2 separate regions of the Homo sapiens genome follow, and region 2 is linked to region 1. The links are chromatin loops, found by intact Hi-C in ENCODE. Cell type or tissue: MCF 10A. All regions are shown on one strand.

What was found. Peaks named below come from ENCODE experiments on the same cell type or tissue, not always from the same donor. Only the 100,000 strongest peaks of a DNase experiment are listed, where the experiment ranks them.
Region 2: it touches region 1 in a loop (3-fold over the local background); 1 of 110 quality-filtered maps calls a loop at or near these places.

Annotation. Positions count from the first base shown.
Region 1 is chr13:85,795,001-85,803,000 of GRCh38, forward strand. It overlaps SLITRK6 (SLIT and NTRK like family member 6), which reads right to left and starts at 4,419. Exons shown (of 2, transcript NM_032229.3): 1 at 3,914-4,419; 2 at 1-1,532. The coding sequence starts at 1,508. In MCF 10A, no CTCF peak of the experiment used is centred here; a DNase peak (open chromatin) is centred at 4,441.
Region 2 is chr13:85,656,370-85,664,369 of GRCh38, forward strand. No RefSeq gene overlaps it. Among named protein-coding and RNA genes, the nearest start is that of SLITRK6, 140 kb to the right of the region's middle. In MCF 10A, no CTCF peak of the experiment used is centred here; a DNase peak (open chromatin) is centred at 3,302.

The DNA.
Region 1 (8,000 bases):
AAAATATTACTTACAGGTAGATGGGTAAACTGGTTTGTTTTAAGATTTACCTTAGTTAGAGGAACCCCTGAAAAAATATGTGGTGGTAAAACTTGGAGGAGGTTGTTATTTAAATACAGGACTTTAAGTTTAGGCATTGGATTAAAGGTTCCTGGCAGTATTTCCTTAATGGCATTGTATTCAAGATATAAGTATTCAAGATTATGGAGACCAAGGAACATGCCTTTACTTAATTTGGTCAGGTGGTTACCATTTAGATAGAGTTTTTGTAATCTCGTTAGGTTCATAAACGATCCTTCTTCAAGAACTTCAATACGATTGTTTCCCAAGTGAAGCATTTCCAAAGTGAAATATTCCACTAGATCAGACTTCATTAAACTGTGAATAATATTTCCCGCTAGAATGAGCTTTCTAGGATTTTGCGGAGGAGGTCTCAGATCTGATAAGCTTTCAATGTTGCGCTCCTGACAATGTATTAGAAGTCCTGATGGGGATAGGACTTTGCAGTTACAAGGAATAGGGCAGTAAGGTCCTGGAAGTTGAGTGGATGGCTTTGTAATATAAGGTATCAAACCTGGTGCTTTGGTGGGTAGTTTTAGAATGGACGTGGTCTTAGTTGACATGCGACTATCATTTATTGAAGATGTTGCTGCCAGATGTAATGATCCTGAAGGATCCTCATGTTCTTCATACACTGGTGGAGTAGGGCAAATAGATTCCTTCTTTAGTCTACTGAGTATACTTCCTTTAAAAAATGGAGGGCTGTTGCAGACAACATCACCAATTATAGACTGTGGAGGCATGTTCTCCAACCAAGTTTTTAACTGCAATAAGTCACAATTGCAGGCCCATTTGTTGTCCTCCAACTGAAGATCCAATATTCGGCCAATGTGTTCGAGAAAACCAACATAAGGCAATGTTTGTAATTGATTTCCACGAAGATCTAGATGGGTTAAAGGAACAAATCGGAAGATGTTTGGAGGAAGACTCTCAATAGCATTGTCATTTAAAATTAACACTTTGAGTCTGTTGAGCTTGCTAAAGGCACTTGGTTCAATCACTGTGATAAAATTGTTATCTGCTTGCAGGAATTCCAGGTTTTCCAGTCCATGGAAAGTATCCTCTTTAAGAATTTCTAAAGAATTGTGATTGATATGAAGTTGTTTCAGGAGGCCAAGGCCATTAAATGCACCTATCTCAATATCTGCAATATTGTTAAATCCAAGGTGTATTGAAATAGCATTGGTAAGCCCAGAAAAGTCATTTGTGTGAAGCATCGTCAAGCCGTTATTTAATAAGCTTAGTTGGAAAGGTCGTGATGGTGGCACACTTATTTCAGATACCATCTTGATACCTTTTGCTTCACAATTTATTAGCATTGTGCCATCTTTTTCCTCACAATTGCAAAGAGAATCACAAGAGCCTCTGGATGAGAGCACTGGAGTTTGGGAGTGTAAAGATATACAGGCAAGGAGAGATGAATAAAAGAGATGAATCCACAGCTTCATGTTGTCATGTGATGAAATCCGATTCTGTAAAATAAAACGCAATAGCAAGGGACTTTAGTGGGCAGAACTGGGGAGGAGATGAAGCTGATATTTTCAAAATAATAGGTTTTTCTCCAAAAAGCAAATGACGGATTACCATGAAAATATGGGTACCTTGCTGCATTTACATCATTTGTTTCTTTTTTTTTTTTCCTAATACTCAGACAGGCAAGTCTGGCTGACTTTTAACTTGCATTGTGTTCAAAATATAAAATTTAGGTCAAGGGGGATTTAAAATATTATATCATAAAATTTGTGCTCACATCTGATGAATAACCTGCATTTTAACAGATGAGAGAGATGCTGCCTTAGAGCACTGATACTTCACTGTGATGCAAAGTTATATATTTGAAAATATTTTTTAACCTTATGGTCATACATTTAAGGCTGGAGGATTATAGTAAAAGACAATTACATAGTTATTAGCCGTAAGCATAGAGAACTGTAGGGAATGTAAAAAATGATAAAAGAATGTATGTGTGCATATGTGTATGTGTGTATGCATGTACGCATGTAGCATGCATTGTCTTTATATTGTTGAACTGGGTGTCACACAATAACATCTAATAACTGTGTCTGTGTTTTAACCTGCTTCGGTTTTGGCTATATATATATATATATACTAATTTTATTGTTTATTTTGAAAACCTTGAGGAAAATGCGTCTTTGATCATGTTATAAAGTACAGTACTATAAGAACTCTTTTAACTATTCAATCAAGGGTAGTTTGTATAAGCGTAATAGTATCAGATACATACACTTAAGTGTGACCATTCAAATTTCACTTAAATCATTATATTTAATATTGAATTTCTAGAAGCAGTATATTGCTTACTGCTTCTTAATTACGTTATAGATGAGGTGGAAATGATAAAAACTAAAGAAGCAAGATTAATCTTTAACACACATTTCAGGCTGTTGTAAAAGAATAAACAATGCTTCATATAAACTTCTAGCAAATGACTTCCTAATGAGGTCTTGAAACAGTCTTTAGGGCACGGAATGTCATCACATAATTAAGCAGCTTTAAGCCTTTATTAAAAGGCTTAAAGTCGCAAACAATGAAATCTGAAACAAACTGTACCATATTAAACTTTTTGATGATATTTCAAATTCAGTAAAAGAAAAAAAGGATGGTTCAGAATAACATCACGTATTCTAATCCTGAAACACATAACAAATGCATCTGAAACAGCAATTCTTAAAAAGGTTTTGCCCTTTAAATGACAGTTATGCAAGGTAAACATTTATAGCTCTAATGAGATCTAATTTTATTTCCTTCCTTTAAATATTATACTTTAAACTTATATAAACTAAATTGAAATATAAACACATCTTATGACTATTCAACTTTTCAAAATAGTAATCAGTTTTCATTTTTGTTGTTTGAAATATGAACAGTAACTGAATCAAATTAAAATTCACAATCAGGTAAAACATACCAGAACCCAATCAACAATCCTGAAAGTAAACTTGCATTCCCTGAAAACATAGTGTTTTATTGAAAACACATATAGTACAAAGTTCCTGAAAGGCAAAAGGCAACTGAAGAAACAAAACAACATACTGCCTCTGTGTAAAGGGAAAGTTAGAAGATTTTATTTTTCTGTAGGTAAATAATTTGATTTTAAACAGCTTTGTGTGCTGAGTTTATAAACAAGCAGCTTGTAGTTGGAGTCTTCAACTTGTGGATTAGCTTCCACAATCACTAAAAGTACTTATTCATAAATTACCAAGAAAGAATAAGATTTATTTCACCAGGTATAGCATCAGAGAAAATAGTAAATAATTTTTCAGTGATAAACTCTTGTTATTTTGTAAATCCTGTATGAATTTTATGCTCTTCAAAACGTGCTAGGAAACAGTTTCTAATCTTTTCAGAAACACACACAGATGTGAAAAGTGGTTCTCTACTGACAATATCTGATACAGTGGTAAAGAGGTCAAAAGATACTCATTGACATGTTTTCTGAGAATACGTATTTTCAAATCAGAAAATAAGTAGCATACAAAATGCAAAGAATTATTCAATATTCTGCTTATATTTGCAATTCAACATTCGCATTTGGAAGTGATCCTTCCTTCAGAAAGCACACATATTTAGTTTCTAACAACAAACTGCATGTTGCAAAAGAAATAGTGGAATATTATATTTGTTCTTCTCTGTAGCCAGCTGTTAGACTAAATGTCTGCTTCTCAGAGAATACAGGCATCTGCTCCAGTGTTAGTTGTGCCAGTAAGCAAGAATGAAATTGAGTATCCTTTAATGCAAAGTTGTTTATTTAAAGGAAGCGAACATACAAATTCAATCACTTTACTATAATGCAAAAATAAGTATAAGAAAAGCCTGGAAACATTCATCTTACCTGTAAAGCAGAGACTCTTCCTGACGTTATCTGTAATGCACAGCTGGAAGAGGTGTTCAAAGTAATTCAATTCCTTTATTAAAAAAAAGAAAACACCAACCACTGCGTACTTTCTTCTCAAATATCACTTTTTGTCAAGTCCCATAGCTTCATAAAGTTAAAACCTCTGGTCAAAGATAGAATACTGAGCATTTCATTGAAAATATTTCAAGCAGAGTGCATACTAGAGCATCCTGAAGCAATTGTCCCTTTTTCCCTCAATTAAAATTCACGGCATACTTCACAGCTATGCTGACTTTTTTGCATATAGTTAACCATTTGCAAGCTGCTGAATGCAGTAAGTAAACAAGATGTTTAACAGAGCTGAGATTGATCACTCTTGCTTTCTTAGGTTGTAGATCCAAGCTACAGCAATGTTCTCCTTCCTCCTTTTCTAGTATTTCTTGTTAGCTCAGTTTGTTATTAGTCAGATTGCCAAGGGCTGGGAGGTAGGCGTAAATAAAGAGACTTCTTGGCTTTTGACTCAGCCTTTAAGCCCTTCCCCATCAGAGCGTTTTAATCTGCCAGTGTCATATAACACAAGAGACAGCTCCACCTTGGGACTGCTCAACTCCTCCTCTTTCTGCAAATGGTCTTTCCACTCCTTTCAATACCAAATATAGTGCAAGTGAATTTTGATGGAAATAATAACACGTCATTTTAAATGCTTAATAGTACATTGTGTTATAGCAAGCTAAATAATACGTTATGTTAAATTCTCAACTAACACTGTTCTGTAGTGTTTGCACACATGTGTGCAGGAAACACAAGAATGCTGCCTATAGAGTAGTTGCCTCTTTTTTTTCTTTTTTTTTTTAAATCTGGTATTTATAGTTGAAATTGTGCACTAACTAGATTGTAAAATGTTAACACGAACTGCTTCCCTGCAATATTTGTATTTTTGTATTCACCATTTAACTTTTTTAAAGCCTTATGTTAGGGACTCTAAGTTTTTACTTCATTATTTCTTTCCCTAGAGCTAATATTCAATAATTAAACTTAGAAATGAAGATCTTTCAGTTATTTTAATATATTTATTTAGAAGAAAAGCATAATTATTTTAAAATATATTTAAAAATCTTTAAACACAAAATAATTATCATTGATAAAGTTCTGTTTATCACTTTCAAAAATATAACATTATATCTTTACAGATAAAATGAAACAAGTGAAATATGTAGATATTACAATAACCTGATTTGTATAGTGCTAGCTCAGAGAGAATTTATTCTTAATAGGTTATATCTTAAAAGTTGCGTGTTTCTTCAGCTCTTAAAAGTTTCTGAATCATCACCATTATTACTCTTGTCAGATTCCTTATTTCTCAAAAAGCCTGTGGTTTAAAAAGTTATTCTTCTTACCTACCTTCCTGAACTTTTTCACATCCAAAGTGCATATACTAGATGCTGTCTTTTATTTGTTTATTCTGTTTAGAATAAATACAGATTCTAGAGGCCTTCTATGTAATAGTAGGTGTCATTTCAGAAAGTGCTGTTTTTAAAAAGGAGAGTTGATATAGTTTAAATCATCAAAATAGAAGAATATCACATTATTATTTAATGACATACACTCAGATTGATATAGTTTTATCGTCTCAGGGTGGTATATTGGCTCTAAACACATAAGGGCTCTGTGGGAATTTTCAGTATTCTCACTTTACTTTATATTTCCCAGTAATTAAGTTTCTCGTTTATTTTAATGACATTTTGTGCTTTAACATGGAAAAGAGATGATGATACAGAGGAGGGGGTTCGAAAATACAATAAAAATAAAAAAATGAGAGAATGAAGAGTATAAGTGAAGTTAAATATAAATAATTAGTGTTTGGCACAATTTCCTGCTAGCTGCTAGCCAAATTAATTAAATCAAGGTAATTATTTAGATAGATAGTTAGAAATTAGAATTTTAATCAATAAAAAAAGAAGGGGCAAGAATAATTTCCCTCCCAACCCTGTAGTCCTAATTTTTCACATGCATTCCTTTAGGTTTTGCAGTCAAGTGCATAGGAGAAATATTCTAGTAGCATAGTATGTGGAGCAAAATTTTTCAAGCCTACATATGGACAAATGAAAGTAATTTCTTTGTAGATTGACACATGTTTCTCTCATGTCCTTCAATTTGATCATGTATCTATTTTATCAGTCATATACACATAGCAGAAATTTGAAGATTTTTATCATGAATTCCTTTCCTACATAATGAATCTTGTCTTTTTAGTGCATAAATTACTGGGCAATTGCAGTAATTACTGGTCAATTCCCCATGATGGTAAGGGAGAGAAATATTGACTAAACACACTTTTTTAAAAAAAAATTATTCAGTTGTTCTATAAGCTTTCATTGGGAATAAAAAACTAAAAAAAAATTATTTGAGGAGCAATCTATAACTTTTAATTTAAAGTGGTAATGTTGATAATGAATTACTCAGCATTATCTCAAACTTAGTTAAAATATACACTAGCACATCTGAAAAGATCGTAGACAAGTCTGCTGTTCTCTAGGTTTTTTTCACTGTAATTCTTCAGTCATTATATCAAATCAGTACTGTAGCCATTTTTTCCAAAATGTTTATTATGGCAGGATATGTGCTAATGATTATTGAACAACATTTATTTTAACAATATTTTTAATTTCCAAGTAATCAATGGGAAAGTACTTTCTTAGTGTAGTTTTAATAATAAATTCATCACATGATTATAATAAACAATGAATTTTATTTATCTTCCCACCTAATCTATGCCTGCTCCCCCGTAACTTCAAATTATTATTATGTATTATTATTATTGTTATTATATATAGAGACAGGGTCTCACTCTGTTATCCAGGCTGGAGTACAGTGGTGCAATCGCAGCTCACAGTAACCTCCAACTCCTAGGCTCAAGAGATCCTCCCATCTCAGCCTCATAATAAGTACCTGGGACTTGGGGCATGCACTACCATGCCCAGTTGATTCTTTTATTTTTTTTATAGAGATGGGGGTCTTACCAGGTTTCCCAGGCTGTTCTCAAACTCCTGGCCTCAAGTGACCCTCCCATCTTGGCCTCCCAAAGTGCTAGGATTACAGGCTAATTATTAATAATAATAATATTTTTTGAGATGGAGTCTCACTCTGTTGCCCAGGCTGGAGTGTTGGCTCACTGCAACCTCAGTCTCCTGGCTTCAAGCAATTCTCCTGCCTCAGCCTCCCAAGTAGCTGGGATAACAGGTGCCCACCACCATGCCTGGCTAAATTTTTTTTATTAATTATTTTTAATCACAACCTGTAAATTATGTGTTATTGTGACATTTAACAATATCTCTGCTTTCAGAGTGTATATTTCTAAAGGGCCAACATAAAAGTATTACAATTGCATTGAATTATACCAAGCAGTCAGAAGAAATAAACCCATCTCTGTTATTAATTTTAGAGCGGCAGCCTACCATCAGCATATTTTATTGTGCATGAGGACATAGGAAGTGAAGTCCTTCCCTCCCTGCTTTCATGGATGTGGGGAGATCATCTTAATAGCCGATGACCTCAAAGACTATGTGGTAGAATGTTTTATGAAATTTGTTGAACTGATAGTGTGTACGGTACAAATAGAATGAAAAGACCAAGAATGAGCACTGGAAAAAGAAAAGAAAAAAGTAAAACAATGAGATTTATTCATTCTAAATAGGACCAGTTCCACCTTAGAGTGGCTTTCCACCTTTTTTAGTGTCACATTTAAGAGGTAAAGTGAAGATGTGTGAGATTGAGTTTAATTCAAAAATCTGAAAGCCTTGCAGGGAGAGAACTCTGTACCATCTGTGGTGTAGACAAAGGCATATTTAAATACTCTGAAGTTAGAAAGTATGAAACTTGGTGATTTGGGGGGGATGATAATACTCTAGGGAATTTTAAATATTAGCTAGTCATTTCACTCTTTGAAAAAAAATTAAATAATCTTACTCAGTTTCACTTTTTACATACTTATTTGATTGTTTTAAAAGGAATATTAAACACATTATTGGGAAACATAGTATTGTGGGCTCTGCTTTCTTTGTACTGTCAGGAAATTACACTGAAA
Region 2 (8,000 bases), 140 kb before region 1:
ATATCAAGAATTATCATTTCTAATAGTCTTTCTTTTTGAAGGCTATATGAAGAAAATATATCTGTGGTCTTAATTGATGAATGGTTATGCGGCACCTGAAAACTGTTTTATGTGACATAATCTTGTGATTTTTGTAGCCGTTTTTGCTTCCATTTTTATTTTACTGCAAAAATTTTAGAGCTCTGTATGTACCTGCTTCTAGAAATGGAATTTGACATTATGACTTTCCTGTACTCTTTTTGAAAATAATTTCACCTTTGGCTCCTGTTTAAAATTAACTAGTTTATTACTACTCTGTGAAGCACCTGTGCCAGTGAAAAAATCATATAAAAAGTCAGAAGCCACTCTGTTTAATCAAGTAAAAGGTGCTTAGGATAATATTAGGGGTTTAAAACCACTGAAAGATCAAGAGAGTGGTAGTGAAGAGAGCTTCCACAATAGAGGATTTCACACCAACGTTGTCAAATTGAAGCAGTGAAATCTGTTTCTCAGGAGCTAGTTTGTAAATTTCTGCAGTTGCCAAGATTCTCTAAGGAGGTCCTACCAACTACTTAGGTTGCAGTGATGAAGTAAATAGTTCTCAAGAGCCGGGAGACATGCTGTAAATCTCTCCTCTGCATAAGCTTCAGGATGCAACTGCTTCTCAGAAATAATGGCTTCTGTTTCACTTCTTTGTGCTAAATCACACGTGAACGCCTGTTATTGGCACACTCCAACTAGGAACCACATACAGGGAGGAGGATTCTGGGAAAAATAATCTTTAGCTTTAGAAAAGAGTGGTGGTGCCTAATGGGCAACAGGTAAGGAAACACATCACCTTAAATACTGTTTCATTCATTCAACACAAATCTAGAGTATCTAGTACATGCTTGCCAGATACTCTGAATACAATGCATGTCGTTTCTGATATAAGGAACTTTAAGGAAGGCAGTAATTGGGCTAGATGTCATAAGAATAGTGAGTACTGTCAAGGAGAATTCCAGAGGGTTGGAAAAGAAGTTAACAGGTATAAATATTACTAGGGGTAGAACAGTGGAGTTAAGGAAATAAAGTCATGTTAGTCTTCTGTAAGCACTAGATGTTTAAACTGAGAACTAAAGGAGAAGGAGTCAAAATATCATTTATTATTTACCTGGCAACTTTCGTTTATTTCCTTTGTTCTTACAAAAATCATGAGACAATTATGAGTGTCTCCATTTGACAGATAGAGAAACTTATCTAAAGTCACACAGCTAGTAAAGGGCAGAACAAGAATGTGATTGAAAAGTTTACTAATTCAGTGTTCTATGCTTTCCATTCTTCTATACTGACTCTCATATCATCCAGGGTTACATTAATAAAGCAGGTACAATACAAACAATATGGAGAGAAAAATTAACTTTGTTGTTTTAAGAATTGTAGGTATAAATGATAATCTCACAAAAGCATAAAATTAAATTTTATATATTTATTTAAATGCAAATGCAGAAAAGATACATGTGATGCAGTAGAATGTAATTTAACTCATGCTTGTATATGTAAATGGAGGAAGAAAAAATGAAAAATATATGGAGAGAGAAAGAAGAAATGAAAGAAGGAAGGAAGGAAGGAGGGAGGGGGGAAGGAGGGAGGGAAGGAAGGAAGGAAAGAAGGAAGAAAGGAAAGAAGGAAGGAAAGAAAGAAGGAAAAGACATTTTCTGCTTTCTCAGTTTATTCAGTCAACAAAGATAATTGATGATCACCATAAGCCTGTCCCTATTCTAGGAGTTGGTGATAAAAAGCTAAATGATTTATGACACTTGCAGTCAAGGCCTGAGAGGAGAGGCAGGTAAGTAGTTAATGATGACAGATGTTACTTGAATGTGTCCTCCCATCTCCCTTTCTCTTCTGATATGTACTCTCCTACCTGTGTCACTTAGTTTCTCTGTATTTTAGTGCTTTCTGCTAGCCTCTCCATAACTTTTACTTTCATTCCACAACCAGCCCACTCAAAATCTTTATTATTATAAAACCATTCAAAACATTAAACAACCCTGGTTTAAATATTAGAAGAGCATGTGATAAAATCTATAAGGAATATGTTATGAATAACTAAGTGTGTCTTAAAGTATTAGATTTTCCAAATTTGGTTGTATATTAAAGAATTTATTTGTTATAACACAATTATGCCAGAACATCAGGAGCTTTATCTGAAAAGTAGGTATTTCTGCACCTTGATAATTATAGTACAGAAGTTGACTTACTATCCATTTTCATCTCCATCACAAAATTATTGACCCAAATCAGCCAGACCAAATAAGTCCTATACCTGAAAGTTCAGTTCTCTAATACACTGAATGTCTAGAATCTTTATTTCTGGAAGTACTTCTTACTGGGAACATTATAAATAAAAATAGATTAAATAAAATACAAATTCCTTGTGTAAGATAATAGTGAAAATGCTCTATAAATATAAAGCATTATCCTAATTATCAGCTTAGAAGTATATTATATTGAAATAAGCCAAAGAAGGGGTAGGAATTTATGTCACTCATGGTCCAACCAAAGAAACATAATCCAACTCAGATAATTAAATAGAGAGAATTCAATAGAAGAATCTAATCATGACAGTTGCAAAAAGATGCAATGGCCAAGAAGGTGAAACACAAATTAGCAACAGATTAAGGTACTTCACCCACTGGGCTCAAGGTTCAAAAAGAGGAGTGGATGTTACCAGAACTCAGCAACTTGAACTGCCTGGTGGATTCTAAAGCTAGCAGTTGCTTCTCAGAGAGGGCATGTAGTCACTGCCAGAGGTGTCACCTGAAGTGAAGAGGGAGATAGTGCCTTGGCTTCCTTCACCTTTTGTCCTCCAGTCTCCTTCCAGAGCATCCCAGTGATGAAATTTAACTGAAAGATAGTTCCCAGTGGAACCAGGAAATACAGTTTACAAGGGTCATCCCTTGAAACTCAGAGCAGAGTTGGGGGAAAGTGAGGTTTCCAAGCAAACAAGCAGTGACTAGCAAAACACCATTTTGAAATGGTTACTCTTTTTTTCCTCATTTCCTAAAATTGTTATGAACATTAACTTACATCTTTGTTAATACTATTATAAATGAGTTAAGACATGCTCTGAAATGAATTGTGTATTTTTTAATAAAAAATCAATTTCTCAGCTTGATGAATCTATTTGTACATGGTGTCCACATATTCCAATGATTATAAATAGAAGTCCGTGTTGTTTACCTGGTTAAAACTCAAAAAGGCTTCCCAATGAACTTAGAATGAAGTAGACAGTTGGCACTCTTTTCTTCTGGGCCCTCTGAGGCTCTTGCCAACTCTTACGAAACCATGTCTCATTACTTTCCCCTCAAGCTACTGAATTCCTCTTGCTCTGGCTGTCTTCCTCTTTCTAAAACAAATAAAACTTTTCCTTCATCATAATATATTTAAATTTGCTGACTGTTTTGCCTGCTATACTTTCTTCGTATATGTTTTAGCTGGCTTAGCATTGAGGAATCAGCTAAACTTCCACACCCTCGGAGTAGGCTATGTGTCTGTTCTACCTAAGGAAGTCTTCTTATCACTCTTCCATGAAAGTCAGTCACTTTCTACATAGCATATTCCAATATCTGATATTTTCTTTTTTTGCTTGTTGGTTTCCACTAGAGTTGAAAACTCTCCCTATATAGAGACTTGTCTTGGCTTCTAATGAATCTGGTCCCCAGCAACTAAAAGAAAATGTTTGGCACATATGGACACTTCATAAATATTTATTAAATGCATAAATACATACATGAATGAATATTGTATTGCTGGACTTTAAGCTCCTATTTTGTTTCCTTCATCTGGCCCTGCTTTGCTTGCTGCCTTAAGAGGCTTGCCACCTCCCCTAAGAAAAGATACATTTAAAATTGATTGTTTAAGTACCAAGTCACTATCTAAACAGATAAAATTGGTTCACATGGTTATTCTTTTTAAAAATCAGCTACCTAGATCTCTCTCTCTCTTCCTTTGCTTCAGGAATGGATGTGGTCAACAGATTCTCCAAATCTCACTCCGGATTTCCAGAAACGTTTTATGGATTTTTTTCATAAAATTCGAAACTTAGATTCAGAAAAAGAAAAACTCATGCAAGTGTCTTCAACTCAGCTAGCTTTTCAAACTGAATTTTCTCCAAAACAGGGAGTATTGAGTGCTTGCTCAGCTATATTTAAATTGGTACTTGGTCTCCCCTTTGTACTTTCATCTAGGTGTGTCTAACTTCCTTGGCAAGGAATTCCAATGTGAGAAATGTTAAAAGATAAATTTTAGACAAATTACATTTAACAGATTTTATTTGAGCGTTGAACAATTCATGAATCAGACAACAGCCAGAACCAGAAGAGGTTCAGAGAACACTGCCCAGCAGCATGAGCAGCAAGCTTTTATAGGGTGAGCATGGAAGCAAAGTACAGAAACCACCTGACTGGCTACATCTATACATCTCCCTTACTTGGGCATGGTGTGATGAGGCATTTGTCTTATTTGGTCATGGTCTGATCAACTGACTGCCTGTGATTGGCTAAAATTCAGCAGTTTATTACAAAATATACTCTTAAATTAGGGTTTAGTTTGTTTACACACTAAAATAGTTTTCAGTTTGTTATTTAGTAATTCAAAGTACAGAGACAGCTTTAGGCTGGCAGCCTCCTTTTAATTAATTTAACAGGAAAAATGGATGGTAGCATAAAAAACTTGCTCTCTTTTCCCTAACACTGATTTTCCACTACATTCTTATCTAGTGCATTTTTTAATTTCTTCTTTTTTATGCAAATGCAATAGTATAAAAATTGAACATGTGATAGAAGTTGTTAAAAATGTTTACTATTTGGCCGGGCATGGTGGCTCACGTCTGTAATCCCAGCACTTTGGGAGGCTGAGGCAGGTGGATCATGAGGTCAGGAGATCGAGACCATCCTGGCTAACATGGTGAAACCCTGTCTCTACTAAAAATACAAACAATTAGCCAGGCATTGTGGCGGGCACCTGTAGTCACAGCTACTCAGGAGGCTGAGGCAGGAGAATGGTGTGAACCCAGGAGGTGGAGCTTGCAGTGAGTGGATATTGCACCACTGCATTCCAGCCTGGGCAACAGAGCGAGACTCCATCTCAAATAAAAAAAAGTGTTTATTATCCAAAAAAGATAAAACAATGAAAAAACAGACATGAAATCATGGCAAACAAAGCTATGATAGATGAATGAACTGTATGCCTTTCCTCTACAGTTGGCCATTGAATGCTCAGTTTATATGCTGAAGGAAAGTCTGTCCTAGGCCTTTTTGTTTTAATTTTTGTTACATGTATCTTTAAGTCTACTTATTAGAAAAATGAACCTCATATGGTTTGTATAACTGTGGCTTGTTTTCCCACCCCTTTCCATGGTGTAGTCCCTAATGCTGTATTTGAGTCTCATCTCTCTTTCCTTCCCATCTCTCTGAAACTTCCATTCTACTGTCTTAATAATAGCCTTGGCTCCATTCCCACTCTTCTTTCAGCTCTGGCTTGTGTCTTGCTTTCCCCCTGGCTCCAAGCCCTGTTCCCACCATCTTAGCCCTTCCAACTTCAGCTCCTTCAGTAATTTTCACTGCACCCCACCTCTAGCTACAAATTTACATTCTGTTTTGGCAAACATCCACACTTTCCTGCCCAATCCCAACTGCCTAATATACAGTGCCATTAAAATCTCAGAAATTAATCTTGAATTCTTTCAACTCTTCATAGATTTAATTTTTCCAAGTTATGTGTATTACTGGAACTATTCTTAATATCACTTTGACTTCCAAACATGTAGTTCTTTGGGCCACATGACCCATAACCTCAAAAACTAAATTCTGTATTTTCTGCCTTCTCTCTTATATTATTATTATTTTTCCTTAAAAAAAGCTCCATTTCTTTTGGCCTGGAGATGTTAAATTAATTCCAACATGATACTTTAAAACCTCTCAGCTGTAATGCCTTACCACAATCACAGACAAACCTGAAATCTTCCCAACACATATCTTGTCCAAATAGTAGCTTGTTCCTTTTTATTTTCAAGTTTCCAAGTCCAGTAACATATTTCTCTTTCCTACAAATTCCATTCCTCTTCTCATAGGCATTGTCTGGAACTGGGTAACATCTTTCCTGTTATTCCCATGAATTATTTTTATTTGCACTGTTCAGCAAAAGAAGCCACACATATTCATCCTCTGGCTTCACAGAGTGGCTGTGATTTTTTTTCCTGCTCATTCACTTCTGTGCTGTCAATCTCACATCCCTGACAGGGAGGGCTCAGTTCCACTCACACAGAATTCCATACCAAACCTCTCATGCTTAAAGGTTACCAAAGTTCAAAAAATTTTTCATATGAGCCCCCAAAGGAAAAATTAATTCTTTGTGTTAAGGAGTTTGTGATATGCACTGCTGTCCAAAGTATGAGGCCAATTCAGGCATCCATCTTGCCTGAACCCAAGGATCTTGCCTGGAGTAGAAGCTCTTTCTTACAAAACAAGTGGCAGATTCTGCTGAGTACAGCCTCTGGCTGCAGGGGCAGGTCTGGTCAAACACAGGACAAGCCGCAGGAGCTAGAAAATTACCATGTGGGGAGAGTGATGGGGTGGACTTGGTAGACAGATACCTCAGATCTTTCAACTCTTAGGTGGACAAGCACTAAGTTGGCTTCTAAATACATTTCTAAAGGTCCCCAGTGGGACTGGGCCCAGGTTTACCACAGCAGTAAATTTCTCATGGAGGCACACTGTATTGATTATCTCCCCTTATCTCTCTCATTTCTCCTTTTCTTCATGATTACCACATAAACCATCTGCACTCACATTCATGTCTCAAAGTGTGTTTCTGAACTCTAAGAGTAAGACTGCCATTTAATTTCCATCCTCTCCATTATTCTGTAGCATACTTTTACATGCTCATTCAAGTTACCATCGAAAAGTTGATAAAAAGTCTGAAAAAATCCGGTGAGGTTAGAAACTCATAATTGTACTAGTTACTAAGTAAAGACTACTGTTTTTTTCCTCAGTGTGATGACATTACATTTATTATCTTCATCATTATAAATTGTTTACTCATTGATAATTAACTTTATGACCACATTTCTACTCAGCAGTCTTTTTTGTAGGCATTTAGTTAGCCCATATTTCAATGAGGATTTAGTGCAGATATGAATGTTGTTAATATTGGTTTTCCCAATAAATAGGAGCTTTCAGCGCCTAATATTCCCCAGTCATCATCGTGAGGGCTTTATGAATATTTACACATTTCATCTTTAAAACAATCCTACGAGACAGGTAGTATCATTATCCTGGTTTTTCAGAAGAGTTCTGAGGCAAAGATAATAAGTAGCACGGCCAAGGGATGACAGTTAATGAGTGGCAGAGCCAGGAATAGACTCTCCCTTCCCCCGTCACTGCAATCTCTCTTTAGTACCCATGTACTTAACCATTATGCTGTATCAGTTATACATTTTCCAATAAAATAAAACTTAAGTTATCCAGAATAAAAAGTCATCCAATTAAAGAGATTTATTTTAGCATAATGAGCTACTAACGACAACAAAAAATTCTTAGCTGTCAGATTTTCCTCACCAGTATTGTTTACACTGAAATGCCTGCTATTTAGTCTTTAATTGGTATACATAAGCAATCCCATTTCTGTATGCATTTACTAATTTCTTTCTTATCACTAATGTTTTATGAGGTTACAAGGAAATATCATATTACACAATACCCAGCATTTATGTTGAAAAAATATTCCATATTGAACAACTTTGCAACCTCCTTCCTTTAGACATCTGTGACATTGATCTCATTCATTTCAACCCATTCTCCCTGTAGTACCTGCCCCCAGTGAGTCTCCTTGTCAAAATACCCCTGTGGACTCCTGTTTCTTTCTTGGAACTTATGGAAAAATAATATTACAAAAATGAATTATTACTTCAAAGAGGTTGATTAAATAATAAAAATGAACACAAAAAGCACAAGAGTAACAATAACAAAACTCTTTAA